Linked DNA regions of Homo sapiens: regions 1, 2, 3 and 4 are each linked to region 5. A link is a loop called in an ENCODE intact Hi-C map of the cell type or tissue named here. Cell type or tissue: GM12878. All regions are shown on one strand. Region 1 has its middle 22 kb from the start of EPCIP. Region 2 has its middle 32 kb from the start of OLIG2. Region 3 has its middle 18 kb from the start of LINC01690. Region 4 has its middle 38 kb from the start of LINC01548. Region 5 has its middle 35 kb from the start of TMEM50B.

The links. Hi-C counts contacts between places; a loop is a spot of excess contacts. Peaks named below come from ENCODE experiments on the same cell type or tissue, not always from the same donor. Only the 100,000 strongest peaks of a DNase experiment are listed, where the experiment ranks them.
Region 1: a loop joins it to region 5, with 4 times the contacts of the local background. A loop is called at or near these places in 37 of 110 quality-filtered maps.
Region 2: a loop joins it to region 5, with 7 times the contacts of the local background. A loop is called at or near these places in 9 of 110 quality-filtered maps.
Region 3: a loop joins it to region 5, with 3 times the contacts of the local background. A loop is called at or near these places in 22 of 110 quality-filtered maps.
Region 4: a loop joins it to region 5, with 5 times the contacts of the local background. A loop is called at or near these places in 9 of 110 quality-filtered maps.

The regions. Positions count from the first base shown.
Region 1 is chr21:32,833,081-32,838,080 of GRCh38, forward strand. No RefSeq gene overlaps it. Among named protein-coding and RNA genes, the nearest start is that of EPCIP, 22 kb to the left of the region's middle. In GM12878, no CTCF peak of the experiment used is centred here; no DNase peak of the experiment used is centred here.
Region 2 is chr21:32,991,920-32,996,919 of GRCh38, forward strand. No RefSeq gene overlaps it. Among named protein-coding and RNA genes, the nearest start is that of OLIG2, 32 kb to the right of the region's middle. In GM12878, a CTCF peak has its summit at 2,597 (motif pointing right); no DNase peak of the experiment used is centred here.
Region 3 is chr21:32,938,603-32,943,602 of GRCh38, forward strand. No RefSeq gene overlaps it. Among named protein-coding and RNA genes, the nearest start is that of LINC01690, 18 kb to the right of the region's middle. In GM12878, a CTCF peak has its summit at 2,010 (motif pointing right); no DNase peak of the experiment used is centred here.
Region 4 is chr21:33,129,759-33,134,758 of GRCh38, forward strand. No RefSeq gene overlaps it. Among named protein-coding and RNA genes, the nearest start is that of LINC01548, 38 kb to the right of the region's middle. In GM12878, a CTCF peak has its summit at 2,487 (motif pointing right); no DNase peak of the experiment used is centred here.
Region 5 is chr21:33,442,618-33,447,617 of GRCh38, forward strand. It overlaps a transcript of TMEM50B not described here. Among named protein-coding and RNA genes, the nearest start is that of TMEM50B, 35 kb to the right of the region's middle. In GM12878, a CTCF peak has its summit at 2,831 (motif pointing left); a DNase peak (open chromatin) is centred at 2,777; H3K27ac peaks cover 456 bases.

The sequences.
Region 1 (5,000 bases), 610 kb before region 5:
CTCCCGGGTTCACACCATTCTCCTGCCTCAGCTTTCCCAGTAGCTGGGACTACAGGCGCCCGCCAGCACGCCCGGCTAATTTTTTTGTATTTTTAGTAGAGACGGGGTTTCACTGTGTTAGGCAGGATGGTCTCGATCTCCTGACTTCGTGATCCGCCCGCCTCGGCCTCCCAAAGTGCTGGGATTACAGGCGTGAGCCACTGCGCCCGGCCGGCAGAGCAATTTTTACCTGTTCTCTGAAGATTTTCCAGCTCACTCCAGGCGACATGTTTTCTCCATTTCCTGACTGCCAGGGTGCTAGGGGGCATCATCACCAGGTTTTCAAGTATGTTCTGTGTTCTACGATGGTTTCCTGTTGTTAACCCTTTCATCTTACTATTTCTTTGAGAGTAGAAGCCATGCTTTAGTAAGTGCTTAATAACACCCAATAAATATTTGTCGACTAGTCCATTAGTTGAAGTCTAGCCCCCTAAGCCTCCGTTTTTCCCCAGGAAACTGTCAGTCCCCAACTCTGTTGCTTGCCTTCACAAGCTAATATCCACACTACAGAAAAGGACCAAAGAGGCAGGATTGGGCCCCAGATATGGATAAATCATTGTGGCCAGATATATCTCAGGACAAAAGTGGGAACTTGGTTTCTTGGTTTTGGAGAGCTCATTGGCTATAGAGTACTGCAAACATTTTTGTACTTAAGTGTCATTTTAAAGCTCAAGTTGGTTTCTCTACATGATATGGTCTTTTTCTCCCTACCTTGGGAAATTAGTGTTATTTTAAAAATGGTCTTAAAACATATTGATGCCCACTTGTTTTTCATAAGGAAATATGAAAAATGTTCAGACTTCACCAGTGGTTAAACAACGCAAATGGTGGCAACTTATATAATTAGCCAACCTGTTTTAAAACGAAATTTTGCTATGCTGGTGAGGTCTTGGCAAAGTGCTACATCCATATGTAGCCAGTTACAATGTAAGTTGGTTCAACCCTTTGAAAAGCAGGTAGCAATTCTGATCTAAGAACCATAAAAATGTTTATTTCTTTATTTTTGATCAAATAGTCCTAGGTTCTGGAATCTATCCTAGACAAAGCATCTAAAGGGAGTTGAATGCTCTGTGTTTGAAAATGTTCACTTTAATCTTTATTTTTAGCATGGAAAACTGGGAAACAAGCTACTAATAACTACCACTTGTCTGGCTCTGCAGTTCACAAGCAGCTGTCACATGTATCATTTCCTTTGATTTTACCGTGTCCCTGGGAAGTAGGTGCGGTTGTGACCCTTGCTTCATGGATGAAGAGACATGTTCAGAGTGGTTAAGATACACAGATCACACTGTTGGAATAAAAGCAGAACAAAGCTGAGGTTTTCTGATTCCAGGGGCTGATCGTGCAGTATGACATCCCTTTATATCTGTGTCTGGCAACAGGGTAAATGTTAACCCAGGAACGTGAGTGTAAGTATCTAGCATTAACATAATTATTTTGAAAGCAACATAGCAATATTAAAAAATACTAGGCTGAAAAAAAGTACAAAAAAATCACATATTTGCTGTAATTATTACATAAAATTAGATAGCCATCATACTTAAGGACTGGAAGGGAAGGGAAGAAATGAAAGTCATTGAGAGGTTTCCTTTCATTTTAGTACCACTGTGCTTATCATTTCATATTGCTGGGAACCATCTGGCACTCTTTGGCTCTTGAATGGAATCATAATTTTCTTAGGAAAAGTTATATATATAGAAACGCATTGCACCGGGTTGCACTCGCTTTGAGAACACTAAATATAAAATTTCCTGGAATTATAGATTCACAGAGTCACAAAGGCCTATGAGGGAAGGACCAGTGCTGGTGACAGAGAGAGGCTGAGCGCAGCAGTCCCCAGCCCATGTTCTGGCTGTTTCATCTCAATGACACTTGGGAAGCGAACCTTGTGTGGAGCATGGAGGGGTGGGACCTCCTTGTGAGGCTGACAAAAGAGGGCTGGGCTTGCCAAATGAAATCAGGCCTTGGGAGGGTGGAGGAGCCTCCATTGTCCTCAGCGCCAGTGATTAAATGCCGGATTACAGAGGAAACATTCTTTCCATCCTCCCCAGCCCCCAACCTCAGCCCATCAGGCCCATTCACAAGGCTCCTTCCCCCAAATATTGGCCACGGTGCCTTCTATTTATCACCCTCACAGAGGACACTACAACCCACACAAAGGGGCTTCAGGAGGCTAATGTAAACCAGGTAATAGAAGAAATCAAGAGCTGACACCTCAAAAATGCCACAGGGGCTGTGGGGCAAAGGAAAAGACATATGGTGTGAAAAGCACCTCCCAGACGCTGCTCCGCTCTCACGCTCTGCCTGTAGTTGGCACTCGGTTATTTTCTTGTACCTTCTACTGGCCAAGCACTCATGCCTTGCTGCACATCTAGCTAGTTTTCTCTCTTTTCCAGACGAGACATGTCATGTCGGGTAGCATCATTTGCAACAGCCTCGTCATCCAGCTGACATGGATATTTGGTTCTCCTTTGTTACTAAGGCCTTGCCTTTCCAGGAGCATCCACATAGACTCTGCCAGAATGTCATCAGACTAGGCTAGTATCTTGGGCTCAGCTTAATATTCTCTCAGCCTGACATATTGGATCACAGCAGTTAGGACAGAAATTTTGAAAGGTTGGGGAGAGAGCTGTATGGGAATAGTGCCTGGAATAAATAGATACAAACATTTTAGAACTACTGCATAGACCTAGATGTTCATCAAAGTATTCATTTGCTTTTTAAAAGGAAAATATTGTGAAGTGTCTTCCAAATAGGCAGTGAGTAAATACATGCTGCAGGTGGAATGAACGAGTGACTTAGGGAATCAGAACACAAACTGTCATGCCAGATTGCTTGGACTTTGTGACTTACTACCTAAGTGACCTTGAACAAGCTCAGTTTCCTTGTCTGAAAAGTGGAGATAATGGTGATGATAATGATGATAGTACTTGCCTCACAGGATTGAAAGCATTATGTAACAAGCTCTCAGATCATCATCTGTTACAGAATACATGCTGTAGGAAGTGTGAGCTACTATTATTATTATTACTTGCTTACAGCAAATAAATCCTAGAGGTGTATTAGCAGCACCAACTTTCCTACAGAGCCAAAGAATATAGAAATGCCAGTATGGAGAGGGATAATTCTGATTATTTCTTTTTTTTTTTTTTTTTTGAGACATAGTCTTGCTGTCTCCCAGGCTGGAGTGTGGTGGTGCAATCTCAGCTCACTGCAACCTCTGCCTCCTGGGTTTAAGCAACTCTACTGCCTCAGCCTCCCAAGTAGCTGGGACTACAGGCGCATGCCACCATGCCCAGCTAATTTTTTGTATTATAGTAGAGATGGGGTTTCACAGCGTTGCCCAGGCTGGTCTCGAACTCCTGAGCTCAGGTAATCTGCCCACCTCAGCCTCCCAAAGTGCTGGGATTACAGCCATGAGCCACTGCACCTGGCCCTGATTATCTCTTTATACTGTATGTCCTTAAGTACAATTCTTAAAGAAAATACTAGCACATAGAATTTAGAAGTTTGTTGAAATGCAAAAATCATAGGAATGCAAGGATGGCTTGCTATTATGTTTATTATCATAATTTACTATATTAATAGGTAATGGAAGAAAAAACCCATAATTATAGTTTTGTGACCCAAAGAGCTTTTTTTGTCAAAATTTGACAATCATTTCTTCATTTTAAAAGTTTCAATTAGGAATAGATTCTGGACACAATAAATTAACATGTAAACACATATGCACGTATTAGTTGAAAAACCATCATGATGCTAAATGGCAAAATGCTAAAACCATTTTTTCCGTTATTAAAGACAATATTGGTCACCATGGAAACTATTTTTTTAATACTGTTCTAGGAGTACTGGCCAGTGCAATTAGATAAGAGGAAAAAAAGCTGTAAATATGGGGAAAATTATTTGCAGATTACATCATTATATATCTCTAAAATCCATATAAATCAATTGAAAAGCTGTTAGAAATAATATGACTAAGTACCTGGTTATAAAGTTAGTTATACAAAAATTAATAGGCTTTTTCTGTACATAAATATAATGGGATGAATTGATCAATTTCAAGTCTGATTGGCTGGATGATTTTTTTTTCCTCTGCAAACCAGACCTTCTCTGCCTCTGAGCAGTGGTCTGTAACAGGATGAATTTCTGTTGGATCAGCTGAAGTGGTGGCTTGGGCAGTGAGGCAATTCTTCATCAAGACATACCTTTTTGTTGCTTCTAATTACCTGCTGGCAGGAACTAAAAGTGTGTCTCTTGTATGCATGCCATGTGTGTAAAATTAGAGTCTTTGAAATTGTTCAAATAAAGAGGATTAGTTATAGTTGTAGGGAGATATAAAGACTAAGCCAAAAGAAGCAGAGTTTATCTGCCTTCACACTTCACCCATCTGTTAACCCGGCTGAGACACATTTTCTTGTAGCATTAGTATTTTATGCACTGTTTTTCTTGATATAGTAACAGATTTAATTCATTCTTTATGGTAATAGATCCCTTGTATCCATAAAGAAAGAACATATTCCATCATTACCTTAATATCATGTCTAATACAGAGTGGCCGTACAATTGGAAAGTTATTTCTCAGACCACTAAACTTACACATAAATGTTAAACACTGTATATTACTTTTAAGCTTACTTTTGATCTGCTATCAAACCTAAGAAGTTGTTTTATTTTGATTAACTCTATATAATAGTTAATTTTTTTCCTCTAAAATGTGTTTTAAAGGCTGAAGCTGTATTTGACATCATTTTTAAAGCTATGTGATTTATTCTTTTTTATTCTCCACTGTCAAATATACATATTTGAAGATATGTATGGTAATACCATTTTCAAGCACTAGCTAGTTTAAGGAGCATAGAGCATGGTAAGTGATATAAAACTTCATTCACCCATAAACCCCAAACCCCTAGTACTGAATGCCCACATATATCATCCTTACTATCAGAGAAATTATGTTT
Region 2 (5,000 bases), 450 kb before region 5:
AAGCTGTGTGGCTCCCCCACCAATAATACAAAGCTGGAGTCAAATGCAAATCTGGGGGTGTTTTACGCTGGGGAATTCCCAGGCAGTTTCCTAGAATTTTTTAAATTAATTTTTCTATTTCCATAGGTTATTGGGGAACAGGTGGTGTTTGGTTACATGAGTAAGTTCTTTAGCGGTGATTTGTGAGATTTTGGTGCACCTGTCACCCGAGCAGTGTACACTGTACCCAATTTGTGATATTTTATCCCTCACCCCCTTCCCACCCTTTCCCCTTGAGTCCCCAAAGTCCATTGTGTCATTCTTATGCCTTTGCATCCTCACAGCTTAGTTCCCACTTATGAGTGAGAACATATGATGTTTGGTTTTTCCATTCCTGAGTTATTTTACTTAGAATAAGAGTCTCCAATCGCATCCAGGTCGCTGCGAAGGCCATTAATTCATTTCTTTTTATGCCTAACTAGTTTTCCATCATATATGTCACAGTTTCTTTATCCAGTCATTGATTGGTGGGCATTTGGGTTGGTTCCATGATTTTGCAATTGTGAATTGTGCAGCCATAAACATGCGTGTGCAAGTATCTTTTTTTGTATAATGACTTCTTTTTCTCTGGGTAGATATCCAGTAGTGGGCTTACTGGGTCAAATGGTAGATCTACTTTTAGTTCTTTAAGAAAACTCCACACTGTTTTCCATAGTGGTTGTACTAGTTTACATTCCCACCAGCAGTGTAGAAGTGTTCCCTTTTCACCGCATCCACGCCAACATCTATTATTTTTTGTTTTTTTGATTATGGCCATTCTTGCAGGAGTAAGGTAGTGTTGCCTTGTGGTTTTGATTTGCATTTCCCTGATCCTTACTGATGTTGAGCATTTTTTCATATGTTTGTTGGCCATTTGTATATCTTCTAAGAATTGTCTATTCATGTCTTTAGCCCACTTTTTGATGGGATTATTTGTTTGTTTGTTTCTTGCTAACATGTTTGAGTTGGTTGTAGATTCTGGATATTAGTCCTTTGTCAGACGTATAGATTATGAAGATTTTCTCCCACTCTGTGGGTTGTCTGTTTACTCTGCTGACTGTTTTGCTGTGCAAAAGCTCTGTAGTTTAATTAAATCCCAGCTATTTATTTTTGTTTTATTGCATTTTCTTTGGGGTTCTTGGTCATGAAATCCTTGCCTAAGCCAATGTCTAGAAGAGTTTTTCCAATGTTATCTTCCAGAATTTTTAGTTTCAGGTCTTAGATCCATCTTGAGTTGATTTTTGTATAAGGTGAGAGAGGGAACTTTTGTTTTTAGCGCTGTTTTCTTTTCTCTTCCTGTGTGATTATTTGTCTCCTTTTGAGAGCCTGACCAGCAAAGGAGAAGGGAGGTGTCAGAGGCAGGACTCAACAACTTGGCCTTGAGGCAGGTTCTAAGAGCCATGCCCCACCCAACAGCTGACCCTTGGCAGTCCTTCTGTCTACTTTTTCTTGCCTTAGCTACCTTCTCAAGGGCACCAAATGAAGGAAGGGTCATGGCTCCCAGGTCCTGTGAGAAAAACCTGTTCCCAAGTTGGAATATTTCATTGAGTTAAACTTCTAACCAATCTGCACTGATCACTGGGTGTCTTAGTCCATTCGGGCTGCTCTAACAAAATATCTTAGACTAGGTAATTTATAAATAATAGAAATTTATGTCTCACAGTTCTGGAGGCTGGAAAGTTTAAGATCAAGGTGCCAGCAGATTTTGTGTCTGGTGAAGCCTCCATCTCTGCTCCACAGAGGGCACCTTTTCCTGTGTCCTCAGACAGTAGAAGGGCAAAAAGGAACTAACAGACTCCCTCAAACCCTTTTATAAGAACACTAATCCCATCCATGAAGGTGGAGCCCTCATGACATAAACCACCTCTTAAAGGCCCCATCGCCTAATACTATGGCAGTGGGGATTAGGTTTCAACATGAATTTAAGGAGGGAGGCAAACACTCAAACTGTAGCACTGAGTACCAAGAAGAATTAAAAAGGGGAAAAGAAATGGCTAGGTAGTCTTAGAATCTTCCCAAATCTCCCTGTAAAATAGAAAGAGCAACTAGAATAGCAAAGCGAAAAGAGCCATGGACAGTATCCACAACAGAGCTGGTAGTGAGGTAATCCTCCCAGACACCAAATACTAACAGGTCTGGGCAAAGCATTTACAGTTCAAGAACTGTGTGGTGGCAGCATTAGTGCCGGAAGAAGACACGTGATAAAAACTGTGGTTCTGAAGATACTGAGAGCTTGAGAATCACACAATCACCTGCAGGTATTCACCAGAGGGCACAGCAAGACCATCTGAGTACAGCAACCAAAACCAGGAGAGCTATCTGAAAACCCAATGCATGGCTAAGTGCAAGAGGACTGTGATACAATAAGGTCTGATGGTGTCGGGGTGATTTGAGCTCCATATGCCCTCAAAGTGAACAGAGTCTCTTCCAATACAAAGCCTTGCACTGATGAGTATCTGGGCAGATCAATACAGGCAAGGAAAAAAGATCCAGATAAATGGGATGGGGGTGGGCAGAGCAGAAGAGGCAGCTCTCAAAACCTTTGGAGATTTTTGTTTTATTTCCTTGCGAAAGGAACAGGAGAGGGAGCTCTAGAGCCTTTGAACTGGAAAGGTTGCCCCAGCATACCCTTCACTCCTAAAAGTATAGGAAAATTCATTTCATTTAGAAAATAAACAACAGAAAAGCATTGTGGTAAAAACTTATAAAAAGTTAAGAAGGAAAAAATGAAAAGAAAGAGCAGAAAAAATTCCTACAAAACGATGAAAGCGTGTCCAAAAGGAATGCCCACAAAACATTTCAAATATTATGAAACAAGTTAAAGAAAATTAAGAAAATGATAGAAGCTATGAAAGAATAACATACCTCAGAATTAGAAAAAAAGCTCAGAAATAAGGTGACTGGAGAAAAAAAATGCTTGAAAAGAGGGATGGCACAGTTTAGAAAATAACTAGAAATATAAAAAGAAAGGTCTGGAGAAAGACACTGATGTAAGAAATCATAGAAATACAAAGGACAGAAGAGCATGTTAAATGACACTGTGGGACGCAATGAATTCCGGACTGTGGAAAATTCTAAGTCAAATGGCTCCGTTTTTTCAACAACAAAAATGGAGGGGTTAAAAAGAAAGAAAGAAGAGGAAATGTATAAAGAAAAGAGATTTATAAGTCATTTCAAGCAAATGCAAAGTAGGAATCTTATTTCAGTTCTGGTTCAAACAATCAATTTTTTAAAATATAAAGCAACCAGGAAAATATAAACATGACAATATTTAATAATATTAAGGGATTAATATTTTTAAGTATAATAAAAATATTGTGATTTTTTAAAAATAATGATTATCTATTAGAGATGCATACTGAAACGTTTATAAATAACAGTACTTAATGTCTGGGCTCACTACAAATTATCCAGGAACAGTGGGAACAGAGGCAGATATAGAAGAACAAGATTATCCTGTATTGATATATATCAAAGCTGATTGATGAGTACTTGATTGTTCTTTGTATTATACTCTCTACTTTTGACTGTCTGAATATTACTGTAATTCAAAGCTTAATGAACAAACAAATAATAAGGGAAGTCTTAGAGCTTGGCATCCACCAGGAAGGAATACCTTTTGCTTCTTTCCTGAGAGGGCTGTGCTACCTGGAGAGGGTTTCAATAGATGCAGACATACATTGTAACCCATCCCCTTCAGCCCTTCTTCCCATTCAAGTGTTCCAGTATATTTGTCCCTAAACTGAACTAGATGTGTTACTCTGTCACTTGCTAGAATATAAGATCTATGAAGGCAAGAATTTGTCAATTGTGTTACCATTGTATCCCCAGGACCCAGAATAGTGCCTGGCACGTAATAGGCCTTCTGTAAATATTTGCTGTTTAATTGAGTGAATCGTCATGACTGATCCCAGGACATAATCCCAGGCTGTAACTACCACTGTGTGTTTTTTCTTGGAGAGAAGAGGGAGAATTCTTTACTTTGTAGACCTAAGCTTGGGTTACCTGCAGAAGTGGCCTCTAAAATGTGAGATAAACAATGTCTGACCTTGTAGCAATGGAGAACTTCAGGCAGCTGCTGAGCTGCTGAAGGTCCACAGAGTGTGAAAGGACTGAGCAATGTGACTAATGATTGCTTCCCTTTGCAAAGTATCCAGTATCCAGTATTCAGCCAATAAGCCTTACATTAGATGTAGTGTTAAATATGTTGGTAATTGATGGGAATAAATAAATGTAAATTTTATATATTATTTGTTTACATACGTGATATTACAAAATATATATTTGGCCTTCCTCCCTGTTTCCTGGCATACAACACTTAACGTCAACATCCTTGGACTCTTCAAAGTGGTGTGTCTTATTTGTAGGGAAAAGAAAGAGAAATCAGACTGTTACTGTGTCTATGCAGAAAAGGAAGACATAAGAAATTCCATCTTGATCTGTGCCAAGAAAATTGTTTTGCTGTTAATCTGTAACTTTAGCCCCAACCCTGTGCTCACAGAAACATGTGCTGTATGGAATCAAGGTTTAAGGGATCTAGGGCCGTGCAGGATGTGCCTTGTTAACAATATGTTTACAGGCAGTATGCTTGGTAAAAGTCATCGCCATTCTCCATTCTCGATTAACCAGGGGCACAATGCACTGCGGAAAGCCACAGGGACCTCTGCCCAAGAAAGCTTGGGTATTCTCCAAGGTTTCCCCCCATTGAGACAGCCTGAGATACGGCCTCGTGGGAAGGGAAAGACCTGACCGTCTCCCAGCCCGACACCCGTAAAGGGTCTGTGCTGAGGAGGATTAGTAAAAGAGGAAGGCCTCTTGCAGTTGAGTTAAGAGGAAGGCCTCCATCTCCTGCATGTCGCTGGGAATGGAATGTCTCGGTGTAAAACCCAATCATACATTCGTTCTATTCTGAGATAGAAGAAAACTGCCCTGTGGCTGAAGGCGAGATATGCTGGCGGCAATGCTGCTCTGTTACGCTTTGC
Region 3 (5,000 bases), 500 kb before region 5:
TGTTGATTTGGGATAATTTCTAGGAGTTGGGATACATGGGGGACTTTGGCCTGATCTCATAAACATTCAAGAAGGAAACAAGAAGAAATGAACGGAAACATCCTTTGCTTTCTGTTCCTCTGGGGGCAGACGGGGCAGGTTTGGTTGGTGAGAAATCTGGCATAAATCTTACAAGCAAATGTGCATGAGAAGGAGTCCTGTGGGACATTTTCTTGTGCGCATACACCTGGGAGATTTGATGAGCAGGGAATAGCTTATTTTTATGGATGACTTTCTGGTAACCAGATAGAAGATAGACACCCTGTGTCTCCTCTGCAATGTTTAGTTGCTTCTGTCAAAGACACAAAGTGACAGCTATGCTCCTGGATTCTGGAGAGAGATAAACAGGACTTGGTCGCAAATGGCAATTCAAAATGGAGGAAGGCTCTTCCCAGCTGGGCAAGGAGCATCCACTCCACAGCACAGCCTTTGGTAGTCACCTGCATCCACTCCTACCACTGCCACTTTGTTGTCTACACTCCCTAGTGGCAAACACTTGTACCCTCCTTATCTCAGCAGTGTGATAGCCAGCCTCCAAGATGGCCCCTAGTAATTCTCACTTCCTTGCATTCACATCCTGTATAGTCCCCTCCCATATACACAGAGCTGACTTGTGTAACCAATAGGATATTTAAGGAATAATGGTATTGACTTCAGAGGCTAGCTCATAAAAGTACTTCTGATGGCCGGGCATGGTGGCTCACGCCTGTAATCCCAGCACTTTGGGAGACCAAGGCGGGTGGATTGCTTAAGCTCAGGAGTTTGAGACCAGCCTGGGCAACATGGTGAAACACCTTCTGTACTAAAACTACAAAAGTTAGTTGGGTGTGGTGGCATGCACCTGTGGTCCCAGCTACTTGGGAGGCTGAGACTTGAGCCCAGGAGGCAGAGGTTGCAGTGAGCCAAGATTGTGCCACTGCACTTTAGCCTGGGCGATAGAGTAAGACCCTGTCTCTCACATGCACACACACACACACACACAATTGTAAATGACATCCAAAAATCAAAAAGAACTTTGAGTGGTAGTTTCATTTTCATTGAGGGGAAAGTGCTTTTAAAGTATGTATACTGGCCAGGCGCAGTGGCTCATGCCTGTAATCCCAGCACTTTGTGAGGCTGAGGTGGGTGGATCACGAGGTCAGGAGTTCGAGATCAGCCTGACCAACATGGTGAAACCCCGTCTCTACTAAAAATACAAAAAAATTAGCTGGGCTTGGTGGCACCTGCCTGTAATCCCAGCTACTCAGGAGGCTGAGGCAGAAGAATTGCTTGAAGCTGGGAGGCAGAAGTTGCAGTGAGCTGAGATCACACCACTGCACTCCAGCCTGGGTGACAGAGTGAGACTTCGTCTCCAAGAAAAAAAAAAAAAAGTATGTATACTGAGAGAGAGCACATTAGGTCAATCGATGGCGTGATTTTACCTCCTAGGGAACATAAGGGTACGTTTGACCATATCTGAAATATCTTTAGCTGTGACAAGGTGAGGGGGGTGCTGCTGGCCTCTGTTGGGTGGATGCCAGGGACGCTATTAAGCATTCTGCAAAGCACGGGACAGCCCCCACAACAGAGAGTGGTCAGGTCCCAAATGTCAGTGGTGCCAAGGTTGAGAAACTCTGCTTTAGAGACTAGCCCGACTCTGCCTGTGTGCCCAGGGAAGTGGGGTCAGAGTCTTTTTCCTTTTTCTCAGAACCGGTGTATGTGAGGTATGGGCAAGGTCAGTGGAACAGGAAAAAGTCATCGTAAAAGACACGCGGTAGTGAAATTTGAGGTCAGAAAGAATGCCGAAAACAGTGAGGAAGCAAACCAAAATTTGAGCTCAGAATTGCTACCTCTGTTGTCCTTGGAAAGTTGAAGGATATTAAACTCTGAAAATGAGTTACCCGAAAGAATTCCTCCAGCTTTCTAAATAAAGGAATTGCGCCTTTGCTCAGGCACCTTTGCAACCTTAATGAGCTACTGCTGTCTTACTTGAGAACACCAGAGGGCGCTCAAGAGAGGAGGAGGCGACTGGCGACTATCAAGGTATTCTTGTATTTGTCTTTACACCGCCCTGGTCCCGAGGGTGAGAAGAAAGAAGACAGATTCAACTGTCTCTCTTTCATCTCAGCCCCTCATTAACCAACTTTGGTTCCTCTGCCATTCTTCTACTCAAAGAGCCTCGGCAAAACTTCCTGACACTGGAGCTAAATAAACCTTCGCCACGGGGAGACCGGCTCGCCGAAAGGGCTGAATCTTGGGTGTCTTTGTATTCTCAGCCCCTTGGTGCTTGAGAGGGAGATTTTGATTTGAAAACAAGCCCTGGAGAGGGATGCTAAGTGATCTCTCAAGGCAAGGCCTATGATTATTGCCTTTGGTAGTGAGTTTAGCGACACAATAATGGAAAGTTTGTTGGACCCCAAATCAGGCTCTAAGAAGTCTCAGTTTTGCCGTAACTACCTAATTAATGGGACTCAGATGCTCATCTGTAGACTTAGGTGGACTGCATGGTAATTTCCTAGGGCTGTTGCAATGAAGCACTGCAAACTGGGTGGCTTCAGCAACAAAAATATATTGTCTTGGTTCTAGAGGCTGGAAATCCAAGATCAAGGTGTCTGCGCAATTGGTTCCATCTGAAGTCGCTGTGGTAGAATCTCTTTCATTCCTGTCTCCCAACTTCTGGTGGTTTGCTGGCAATCTTTGCCATTTCTTCACTTATAGATGCAACATCCCAATCTCTACCTTTATCTTCACGTGGCATTCTCCCTGTGTATGTGTCTGTCTGTTCAAATTTCCCCTTTTCATAAGGACAGCAGCCATATTGGATTTGTGCCAACCCTGATGACCTCATCTTAAGACCCTGTTTCCAAATAAGGTCACATTCACAGGTACTGAGGGTTGGGACTTCAACGTCTTTTGCAGGAACACAATTCAACCCATAACAAATGGCTTCTAAAGTCTCTCCTGGTTTCTTGACATTACAGCTATGGAGTTTTGAGAACAGGACTTCCTCCACATGGTGCTAATGATGCATCCAGCCTACACCTCCCCGGAGGAAGGGGTAGTTGTTTTCAGCCAGAGAAAACTGATTCCAGCCTGGGCACTGGAAGGTTCAAGTTGATTGGTGACAATTCTTTCCGAGAGGCGGTTATCACTGCTTATTGCCACCCTCAGTGGTTTGGAATCACTTTGTTGCTGGTTGGAGTAAATGGAAAACATATTTAACTTAAAAAGTGAAACATACAATGCTATCATATTGCACAAGCAAACGTGGAGAGGGGCAGGGGGGCAACTACTGTTTCAAGATGATTTAAGAATTTGATCAAATGTCTGGCTGCACAACTGCGTGTTTTGAAAGCACCTCACAGATGGGTTCTATAATTGAGAAATGCATTTGTTCTTTGTTTGGTACATTTAAATAATGTGATTCAAAGTTTGGAGTTGAATGCCTTTCTGAAATGACTTCCCTCCATCTCGCACACACACGGTAGTGTGTTTTCACAGAACGGCGTGCAGTGGGGAAAGGACTGCATGCTTTTGGAAAGATGTAGCGCACATCCATGAGAAAATATGTCAAAGAATTTGCAAACAGACACAGAAAAGTAATAACCAAAAATAAGCATCTGTGAAGCCTTGCTTTGTGTTTAGAAAAGATAGGCCAGGCATAGTGGCGCACACCTGTAATCCCAGGTGGCTCACACCTGTAATCCCAGGGTTTTTCCAGAAAAACCCTCAGCACCTTTTTGTATCTAGGTCTTCCAAGAAAGAAAACATTAGGACCAGGTGCTGTGGCTCACACTTATAATCCCAGCACTTTGGGAGGCCAAGGCAGGTGGATCACTTGACCCCAGGAGTTTGAGACCAGCCTGGGCAACATAGTGAAACCCCGTTTCTATAAAAAATACAAAAATTAGCTGGGCATGGTGGCATGCTCTGTAGTCCCAGCTACTAGGGAGGCTGAGGTGTGTGGATCAGTTGAGGCCAGGCATTCGAGAGCAGTCTGGCCAACATGCTGAAACCCTGGCTCTACTAAAAATGCAAAAATTAGCCAGGCATGGTGGCACACGCCTGTAGTCTCAGCTACTTGGGTGACTGAGAGATGAGAAGCACTTGAACCTCGGAAGTGGAGGCTGCAGAGAGCCAAGATCACACCACTGCACTTCAGCCTGGATGACAGAGTGAGACTTTGTCTCAAAAAAACAAAAACAATACAGAAAAAAATAGCCACAGAGAATTAAAGACATGGCATATTTTTAAGAGCGAAGCACCTCACAGAAACTGAGAACTCACAGGACTTAATAGGGCGAGGCATTTCAGTGTTCTGAGAACACCGTAGAGCAAACTTCTCCAGTAAGTATTCCTTCCTTAGCATTTCTGGAGTCCATAGTACTCGAAAAGCTTGATAGAATATTCAGTATCACTAGCTACCAGTGAAAATAAACAACTTACTTTAAAAAGGACGAAGTGAGCATTTCCAAGTGTCAGGTGATTAGAGCTTCCTAGTGTTCCCTGGAAAGTGGGGCATTTCCCAAAGCCCACTCGCTCTGATCCTGTCCTCTTGGATGGCTTTGGACACTAGGACATCATATGGCTTTTCAACATTCCAGGATTCCTGACTTTGGGGGCAGAATCCTGCCCAGTGTTTTCTTTTCTTTTCTTTTCTTTTCTTTTCTTTTCTTTTCTTTTAAGATAGGGTCTTGCTCTGTTGCTCAGGCTGGAGTGCAGTGGTGTGATCATGGCTCACTGCAGCCTTGACCTTCTAGGCTCAAGTGATTCTCCCACCTCAGCCTCCCTAGTAGCTGGGACTACAGAGCATGCCACCATGCCCGGCTAATTTTTGTATTTTTTGTAGAAACGGGGTTTCACTATGTTGCCCAGGCTGGTCTCAAACTCCTGGGCTCAAGTGATCCACCTGCCTTGGCCTCCCAAAGTGCTGGGATTACAAGTGTGAGCCACAGCACCTGGTCCTGATGTTTTCTTTCTTG
Region 4 (5,000 bases), 310 kb before region 5:
GTCACCCACTTTCATGATCTAAATACAACCACCAAAATGAAGAAATTAACATCGGTACATACTATCATCTCATTCTCAAATGCCATCCACACTTCTCTAGTTGTTTCAATCTCACTAAACTTTTATAGGCAAGGGACCCAATCCAGGATTGCTCATCACACAGAGTTGTCCCATCTCTTTAGTCTCCTTCAATCTAGAACAGTTTCTATCTCTCATGACCTTGACACTTTTGACAATAATAGGCCAATTATTCCGTAGATGTTCCTTAGTGTAGGTTTTTCAGGTGATGCCTTATTATGAGGGTCAGGGATGTCTTTGGCAGAAACATCATCATAGAAGTGATGCTGGGTTCATCTTGTATCTGGCCAAGTGGCACACAATTTTAATTTACCCCAGTCCTGGTGACTTACATGTAAACGAAATAATGAAGGTGATGTTGTCCATGTGCCTCCGCTGTAAAGTTACTTTTTTCCCCCTTTGTAACATACAAGGATCTTGTGGGGAGGTACGTGAGCCTTTGCAAATATCCCATTCCTCATCAGACTTCACTCACTGTTTTTAATATCCACCAGTGTTTCTTCGTTGGATGATTATGATGGTTGCCAATAAATGATTTTCTAATTCCATCACTTTCCTAATATTTATTAGTTGGAATTAGTAATTTTTGTGTAGAGATAGGGTCTCACTATGTTGCCCAGCCTGGTCTCAAACTCCTAGGCTCAAGCAACCCTCCCACCTCAGCCTCCCAAAGTGTTGGGATTCAGTTGTGAGCCACTGTGCCCCGCCATATTAGTTAGAATTCTGCTTTTTCCACTTATACATTCATCTGTTTGTTTATATCGGTAGGAACTCAAGCGTACTTATTTTACTTATCAGGTGATACTCTGCTCCTATCGTTATTCATTTTTATGCCTCAATTATCCCAGTTCTGGCCGGTAGGAGCTCCTTCACTCTGGCTTCTGGGTTCTCCGGACATGTGCCTATAATTCTTTGAGCCCTTCTTTACTTCCTGGCACAAGACGTTCTAGCTTCATCTTGTACTTTCCCTGACTCCTCATCCAGCCTTGGAATTGACCATTTCTCCAAGGAGTTTGGGTTCCTTTAAGTGGGGACTTTAGGAACCAAGATCTGAGCACTGATGTATTGTCTGCTCCCGGGTGGCACTGTTCCCAGGCCCTCCCAGTGAACGGAACTAGGCTACATTTATATACGAGTTGACACTGACACTTCCAATTCCAGTCCAACACCAAAGGGCTTATTCTAGGATTTTTCCCTTCCACATGTGTAACTCCCTTCTTCATTGATGAGAAACCTGGTTCCCTCATCGACCTTAACATACATGATGTTCATAAGGTCCAGAAACAGTTAAATATATATAATATTATTAAAGCCATCTCCAGTCTGTAAAGTAATAATCATAATGTTGTTTTCTATGCATTCAGAATCTACAGACACCCCGTATTGGTTATTGGACCTGTCCTTCAGTGTGTATACAGTGCCACCCTGGCACCCCTCGCAGCCTGCACAGGCACTCTCACAGCCCCCGCCACGCCACATCCTCCTACTCCTACTCCCTGGGAGTATCACACTGCCAAGATGACTCCCCTCTGGCATCGCTCGAATTCACTACTGGGCTAAAAGAATGCCTGGATTCTCCTTCCTCACCACGGATTGCACGACCAGATGTCCCAGCTGTTATCAGAGCTTTCATAAGGTCTGGAGTTCAGCAGGAAAGTCCAGGTGAAATAGGCTTGTCTTGCCACGTATCCCTGTCAACGCTATTGTTCTTTTTGTCCCTCTCAGTTTAGTAGCTGGACCAGTTTCCATCTGCACACCATTGTTCCGGTGGCCCCCTCTCCTGGAACACACTCCCCACCTTCTCTGCACCCTTGGGGCACAGTTCAGCCCCATGCTTTCCACAAAGCCTGGTCTGGTCCCACGATCCTTCTCAGGACTTCTCTTTTGTTCCCTGCCATCGTCCTCTGGATGCTCCATCTAACCCTTGCTTATATGCTGTGACTTACTGTTCTCTGTATCAAAGGAATAGTGTAGCAGGCTCTGTAACTATTTCACAAGGGCGCGAGGACACGACTACTTTACAGCCCCTTAGCATCCAATCAGAAGCTTGACTACTTTACAGCCCCTTAGCATCCAATCAGAAGCTTGACTACAGCCCCTTAGCATCCAATCAGAAGCTCGTCTCCTCCATACTCATTAAAAGGGCTACAATAAGAAACAAAACAAAACAACCAGAAAATGACAAGTGTTGGTGAGGATAGGGAGAAACTGGAACCGCTGGGCACCATAGGTGAGAATGTAAAATGGTACAGCCGCTAGGGAAAGCAGTATGGCCGTTTCTCAAATAATTGAAAATGGAAATACCATATAATTCAACAATTCCACTTCTGGGTAAATACCCAAAAGAATAGAAAGCAAGGATTTGAAGAGATATTTGCACACCCATGTTCAGAGCAGCACTATTCACAATAGCCAAAAGGTGGCAGTAACCCAAGTGTCCATCAAAACAAAATGTAGGCCAGGTGCTGATCACCTGAGGTCAGGAGTTTGAGACCACCTGGTCAACATGGTGAAACACTGTCTCTACTAAAAATACAAAAATTAGCCAGGTGGGGTGGCTTACACCTGTAGCCCCAGCTACTTGGGAGGCTGAGGTACAAGAATCGTTTTAACCTTGGAGGTGGAAGTTGCAGTGAGCTGAGACAGTACCACTGCACTCCAGCCTAGGCAATAGAGTAAGACTCCATCTCAAAAAAAAAAAAAAAAAAAAAAAAGGTAGCATAGATATACGTTTAAAGGAAGAAAATTCCAACACATACAACAACATGGATGAACCTTGTGGGCATTATGCTTAGTGAAATAAGCCAGACACGAAAGGACAAATACTATATGATTCCACTTACATCAGGTATCTAGATGAGTCGAATTCCTAGACAGAAAGTAGAATGGTGATTGCCAGGGTTTGAAGGGAGCAGGCAGTGGGGAGTTACTGTTTAATGGGTACACAGTTTCAGTTTTACAAGACCAGAGGAGTTTTGTATGGCTGGATGGTGGTGATGGTTGCACAGCAATGTGAACGTTTTGTTTATTTGTTTGTTTTTTTTTGAAACCAAATCTCGCTCTGTCGCCCAGGCTGGAGTGCAGAGGCACAATCTCGGCTCACTGCAACCTCCACCTCCCTGGTTCAAGCAATTCTCCTGCCTCAGCATCCCGAGTAGTTGGGATTACAGGCAAGTGCCACCACGCCCAGCTAATTTTTGTTTCAGTAGAGATGGGGTTTCGCCCTGTGGGTCAGGCTGGTCTCGAGATCCTGACCTCAGGTGATCCACCCGCCTCAGCCTCCCAAAGTGCTGGGATTACAGGCATGAGCCACTGCGCCTGGCTGTGAATGTTCTTAATGCCACTGAACTATACACTTAAAAAATGGTTAAGATGGTAAATTTTGGCTGGGCGTGGTGGCTTACGCCTGTAATCCCAGCACTTTGGGAGGCCAAGGCTGGCGGATCACAAGGTCAGGAGATCGAGACCATCCTGGTCAACATGGTGAAACCCCGTCCCTACTAAAAATACAAAAATTAGCTGGGCATGGTGGTGTGCACCTGTAATCCCAGCTACTCGGGACCCTGAGGCAGGAGAATCACTTGAACTAGGGAGTCAGAGGTTGCAGTGAGCTGAGATTGTGCCACTCCACTCCAGCCTGGGTGACAGAGTGAGACTTGGTCTCAAATTAAAAAAATAAAAAATAAAGAAAGATGGTAAATGTTATGTTACATGTATTTTGTCATAATTTTTAAAAAATCAAAAAGCTTGTCTGCTCATCTGTAAGGTGGGGAGGTGATGGTTGTGAAAACCAGATGAAGTGAAATACATAAAACACTACAAAGTTTGGTGTGTAGTAGGTGCTTAATAAATGATGATTATCATTATGGTTTTACAAAGTGGTCAGTAAATAACAGATTAACTGATTAATGGACTAAGAGATATATTGTTTCTCCTCCAAGGAAAACTTTCTTCATTGATATGACAGAGAATGGAGTGAAGGGGTGGCTTCATCGGAAGAGTTTGGCAGGCTTTTTATGTAGAGGCGAATGGGGTTGACTGACAGCACGTGGCGGCCCATTGCAAGGGTCCCTCCCACTGCGTCCAAACTTGGCCCATTAGAGTCATTTCTCTGGCATCAGCATCATCTCCAGAAGGCCCCTCTGTAAAAGTGCATATGTTAACCTAGAGGGAGAATCCATTAGCACCCTAATCCCCATTAGCAAGGAGTGTGTGGCTGGATTATCTTGCTGTCACCTGGCAGGAAGCGGGATCCTGTAGAGAAGGACACCAGTTAGCATATTGTCGCGGGGGAGAGGGGTGGGAAAGGCGAGAGAACAGCATGTGGTCCAGAGGCCATACCCAGATGGAGGCTGCAGTCAGCTCCCCAGTCAAAGGCAAAGCCCAAGTCAAAGCCATGCTTCCCTCTTGCCCACCTGCTCCAATGCCACCCACAGAGAGTGCGCCACAGCTCACAGGATGCAGGTCTGGTTGAATCTTAACAATAACTTTGTAAGGGAGGTGTCATTAGCTCCATTCTCCTGGCAGGAGGATGAGGCTCAAGGCAGCTAAAGGCTTTTGCTGAACATCAAGTGGTGAGCCAGGACTCAATGCCAGATCTTCTTGTTTCCCTGTTAGGTGTATGTAGCACAACTGGTATCTGCAGACTATGCTGCTGGAAGGGCTAGCCGTCACTGTTATCACAGCGACTGCTGCCTGAGATATGCCAGGTACTGCTGCAAGAAGTTTACAAATATAAGCTCACTTGATCTTCATAACATACTACCTAGGTACAATCATTATATTTATTTGACAGATACAGAGACAGAGGGGACACAGAAAGGATTAGTAACTTGCCCCAAACCACACAGCCAGCAAGGTGTAAGTGAGCACCTGCAGTCTAGATGAGACACCACTCAAAACGTCATTTTTCTGGCAGCCCC
Region 5 (5,000 bases):
CATAAACATCAAATGATATGTGGCCAGGCGCGCTGGCTCATGCCTGTAATCCCAGCACTTTGGGAGGCAGAGGCAGGCAGATCACTTGAGGTCAGGAGTTCGACACCAGCCTGGCCAACATGGAGAAACCCCGTCTCTACTAAAAATACAAAAATTAGCCAGGCATGATGGTGCATGCCTGTAGTTCCAGCTACTCAGTAGGTTAAGGCATGAGAATCGCTTGAACCTGGGAGGCGGAGGTTGCAGTGAGCAAGATCGTGCCACTGCACTCCAGCCTGGGCTAACAGAGAGAGACTCTGTCTCAAAAAAAAAAACAAAACAAATCAAAACAAAAAGCACAACATATGATATTAATGATTTTCCTTGAAATTAAATAGTGGTATGAGTAACAATGTATAATAACTGTAAATATTAATTCAACTCGTTTCATTTCTACATTCAGGTGAATAAAAATATCTGATCTATTCTCTGTGGGTAATAAGAGTATTTTTGTATCTGAAAAGCCTAAGAGAGGGTCAAACCCTTAAAGAGCTGGTAAGTCCAGGTAGGAGGACCCTGAGGTCCTTGGAGATGGGCAGGTACAAAATTTTGCCTGGCATAAAATTCAATTAATCAATCAAACTAATGTGTTTCTTGACTATTTACTTTCTGAAATTTTCCTGTGACCCTTAATACAACTGTGAGTACCTTCAAGTGTCCTCCAGATCCAGACACTTCTCAAGTGGCCAGCCCCATGCTAACTACTAAAATAGTGGAGCACCAGTAGTCGGGGCTGTGGGTACATTCCTGTAGGCTGTGCACCGCACAACCCCACAGGTGCTGTTGACCTAAACAGAACACAAAGGCACACAGCAACTGCTAGTAGTCCTGATACGTAAGCCACTCAAGTTCCAAATGCCTAGTCACAGAAGACAAAGACTGAAGAACCATTCCAAATATTAGAGACACTGCAGGGATATGACGACTAAATGCAACGTGTGACCATGGGCAGGATCCTGCCACAGAAAAATAGTATTTTTCTTTACTATAAAGTACATTACAGGGGTAATCTGAAGAATTTGAATAAGGCACAAAGTACTGTATCAATGTTAATTTTCTGACTTTGGCATCGTATCGCAGTGATGTTTGGGGGGAAATATACACAGGATTCAAGGGTAAGTAAACAGGCGTCACATCTGCAGCATGCTGCCAAACATTTAAAATAACAGACCAAAGCAAATGTAGTAAAATGTTAACTTCTGGGAATCTGAAAGGTTATACAGGAATTCTTTGTGGTTTTTTTTTGTTTGTTTGTTTGTTTTTTTACAGAGTTTCGCTCTGTCGCCCAGGCTGGAGTGCAATGGCGGGGTCTTGGCTCACTGCAACTTCCGCCTCCTGGGTTCAAGCGATTCTCCTGCCTCAGCCTCCCAAGTAGCTGGGATTATAGGCACCTGCCACTACGCCTGGCTAATTTTTGTATTTTTAGTAGAGATGGGATTTCACCATGTTGGCCAAGCTGGTCTTGAACTCCTGACCTCCGGTGATCCGCCCACCTTGGCCTCCCAAAGCACTGAGATATAGGCGTGAGCACCATGCCTGGCCTCTTTGTGCTATTTTTATAACTCTCCTGGTAAGTCTGATGTAATTTCAACATAAAAAGTTAATCTCAGGCTGGGCGCAGTGGCTCACGCCTGTAATCCTAGCACTTTGGGAAGTTGAGGTGAGCAGACCGCTTGAGCTCAGGAGCTCCAGACCAATCTGGGCAACATGGTGAAACCGTGTCTCTACAAAAAATACAATTAGCCAGGCATGGTGGCGTGCGTCTGTAGTCCAAGCTACTCAGGAGACTGAGGAGAGAGGATCTCTTGAGCCTAGGAGGCAGAGGTTGCAGTGAGCCGAGCTCACACCACTGCACTCCAGCCTGGGTGACAGAGCCAGACCCTGTCTCAAAAAAAAAAAAGGTTAATTTCTAAACTCACAACTTCCATGGTGGGAGGGAAGTACACTGATCACACTGAATAATGTTTTTGGCACCAGGAGTAGAAACTGTTGGAGCACAGACCTGTACTATAGTCCCAGCTACTCGGGAGGCTGAGGCTGGAGGGTCACTTGAGCTCAAGAGTTCCAGGTCGAAGTGTGCAATGTTCATGCCTGTGAAAGCCACTGTACTCCAGCCTGGGTAAAATAGTGAGACTCCATCTCTTTACAAAAAAAAAAAAAAAAAGAAAGAAAAAGAAACAAAAGAAACTGCTGGCTGGGTGCAGTGGTTCATACCTGTAATCCCAGCACTTTAGGAGGCTGAGGTAGGCAGATCCTTTGAGCCCAGGAGTTCGAGACCAGCCTGGGTAACATGGTGAAACCCCATCTCTACAAAACATTAACAATTAGCCAGGATGTAGTGGCATGCACCTGAGCTACTTGGAAGGCTGAGGTGGGAGGATCGCTTGAGCCTGGGAGGTGGAGGGTGACAGAGTGAGACCCAGTCTCAAAAAAAAAAAAAAAAAACCAGAAACTGCTGCTGGAAAAGAGCACAATTTACATCCTTTTTGGAGAGCTCTCTGGTTTTATGTCTAGACCTCTGGGGTGGGGAAGAGGTCAACATGCTCCCCAAATCAAAGACCCAGCACTCTCTACACTGGCATAATCCATGAGGGTCTAGGCAGCCTGTCCTGCCATACTTACTCAAAGAAATTTAAAATATCCTATCTGCCACAGCTGAAAGAATTGAAGAGGCATTTACTGCTATCCAAAACCCTAAGTAAAATTACTTAAGCTGTGATAAAAGTGCTACAAAAAAATGCTCTGGCAGGCTCTAAACTTGGAAGTCTTGTTTTTCTTAGCATGGCATGCCACCTTGTGGCAAAAAGCTAAAAAGTCATCAGATGAGAAAGGAAACATCCCTTCAAAAGTCATCATAAGAAATGCCGGGCACGGCGCCTGTAATTCCCTGCACTTTGGGAGGCCAAGGCTGGCGGATCGCTTGAGGTTAGAAGTTCGAGACCAGCCTGGCCAACATGGCAAAACCCCATCTCTACTAAAAATACAAAAACAATTAGCCAGGCGTGGTGGCATGTGCCTACAATCCCAGTTACTTGGGAGGCCAAGGCACGAGAATGGCTTGAACCCAGGAGGCTGAGGCTGCAGTGAGCCACTGCACTCCAGCCTGGATGACAGAGTGAGACTCTGTCTCAAAAAAAAAAGGAAAAAAAAAGCCTACTTGTGTGAATCACTTATTATTTCCAGGAACTTTGTTAAGCATTTCCTCAGATTAATTCTCAAACATACTTACAGACAGGGAAACAGTCTTGCAGTCAAATAGCTAATAAATGGCAGTGCCAGAATAAGGGAATAAGGGAGAAGTAAACCAACCTAAACTTAAATCCATAGGCCTCCGAGAATCCCAGCGCCCAAACCACAACTGTCTAGTAACAACGCAATTGGAAGAATTCTTCCTACTGTGCCCTCCTGCCACCATTTTTATTCCCCATAATCAGGCTGGCCACAGGCTTTTCCCAAAGCCAGCCATGCCCACACCTAAACATTTTCCTCTCCTTTTGTTAATTCCCTGTGTTCTATCTATTCTAAAGCCACCATAGCAGCACTTTCCCCAAATTACATTTTTCTTTTATTTTTTTTATTTTTTATTTTTTATTTTTTTTTGAGACAGTCTTGCTCTGTTGCCCACACTGGAGTACAGTGGCTTGATCTGAGCTCACTGCAGCCTCTGCCTCCTGGGCTCAAGCAATTCTCCTGCCTCAGCATCCCAAGTAGCTGGGATTACAGGCATGTACCACCATACTTGGCTAATTTTTTGTATTTTTAGTAGAGATGGGTTTCACTATGTTGGCCAGGCTGATCTCGAACTCCTGACCTCAAGTAATCTGCCCGCCTCGGACTCCCAAAGTACTGGGAGTACAGGCGAGAGCCGCTGTGCCTGGCCCCAAATTACATTTTTCAACATGTTCCAGGAGATAAATTTCCAAGTCTCAGTAATAGAAAACACCATATAATTGACACCCTCCTCCTAAAGACATACAATACACACACACACACACACACAAAAAAAAAAAAAAAAAAAAAAACCTCTAAGAAAGAAAAGAACTTTACAGAATTTTAAAAAGGTGTTTTGGAGCCTAGTGTGGTGATTTGCACCTCTAGTCCCAGCTACTCAGGAGGCTGAGGCAGGAGGATCACTTGAGCTCAGGAATTCAAGACCAGCCTGGGCAACATAGCAAGACCCCTCTCTAAAAAAGACTAAGCAAGAAGGCGGGGCGCAGTGCTCACGCCTGTAATCCCAACACTTTGGGAGGCCGAGGCGGGTGGATCACCTGGGGTCAGGAATTTGAGACCAGCTTGGCCAATATGGTGAAACCATGTCTCTACTAAAAATACAAAAATTAGCCGGGTAGGATGGTACCCACCTGTAACCCCAGCTACTCGGGAGGCTGAGGCACGAGAACCATTTGAACCTGGGAGACAGAGGTTGCAGTGAGCTGAGATTGCACCACTACACTCCAGCCTGGGTGACAAGAGCAAAACTCCATCTGAAAAAAAAAAAAAAAATCAAGAAATAAAGAAAGAAAAAACATGTTTAGACCTAGTTCAGCCCAGGGTTTCCCAAGCTTCTTTGACACACACACCTTTTCTCAGGTACACCTTCAGGGCCACCAGTGTTCTAAAAGCAACTTGGGAAAGGTGCAACTAAATCTAAAAAGGAGAGCTGAGTGTGGTGGTGCACACCTATAGTAGACTGAGGGGAGGACTGCTTGAGCCAAGGAGTTCAAGGCAGTAGTGAGCTATAATCACACCACGGCGTTCCAGCCTGGGCAAGAGTAAGACACTGTAAAAAGGACTCCATAAAAAAGAACAATGAAAACAAAGACTCCTGAGTTGATGTTGTGACTGAAAACCCTTCCACTGGGGAAAAATGTAGAGATCATGAGTTCAATGCACCCATGTCAAACCCTCTGGGGGCTCTTGCTCAAGGGGCCAAATTATATGGTTTGATATCATCAATCTTT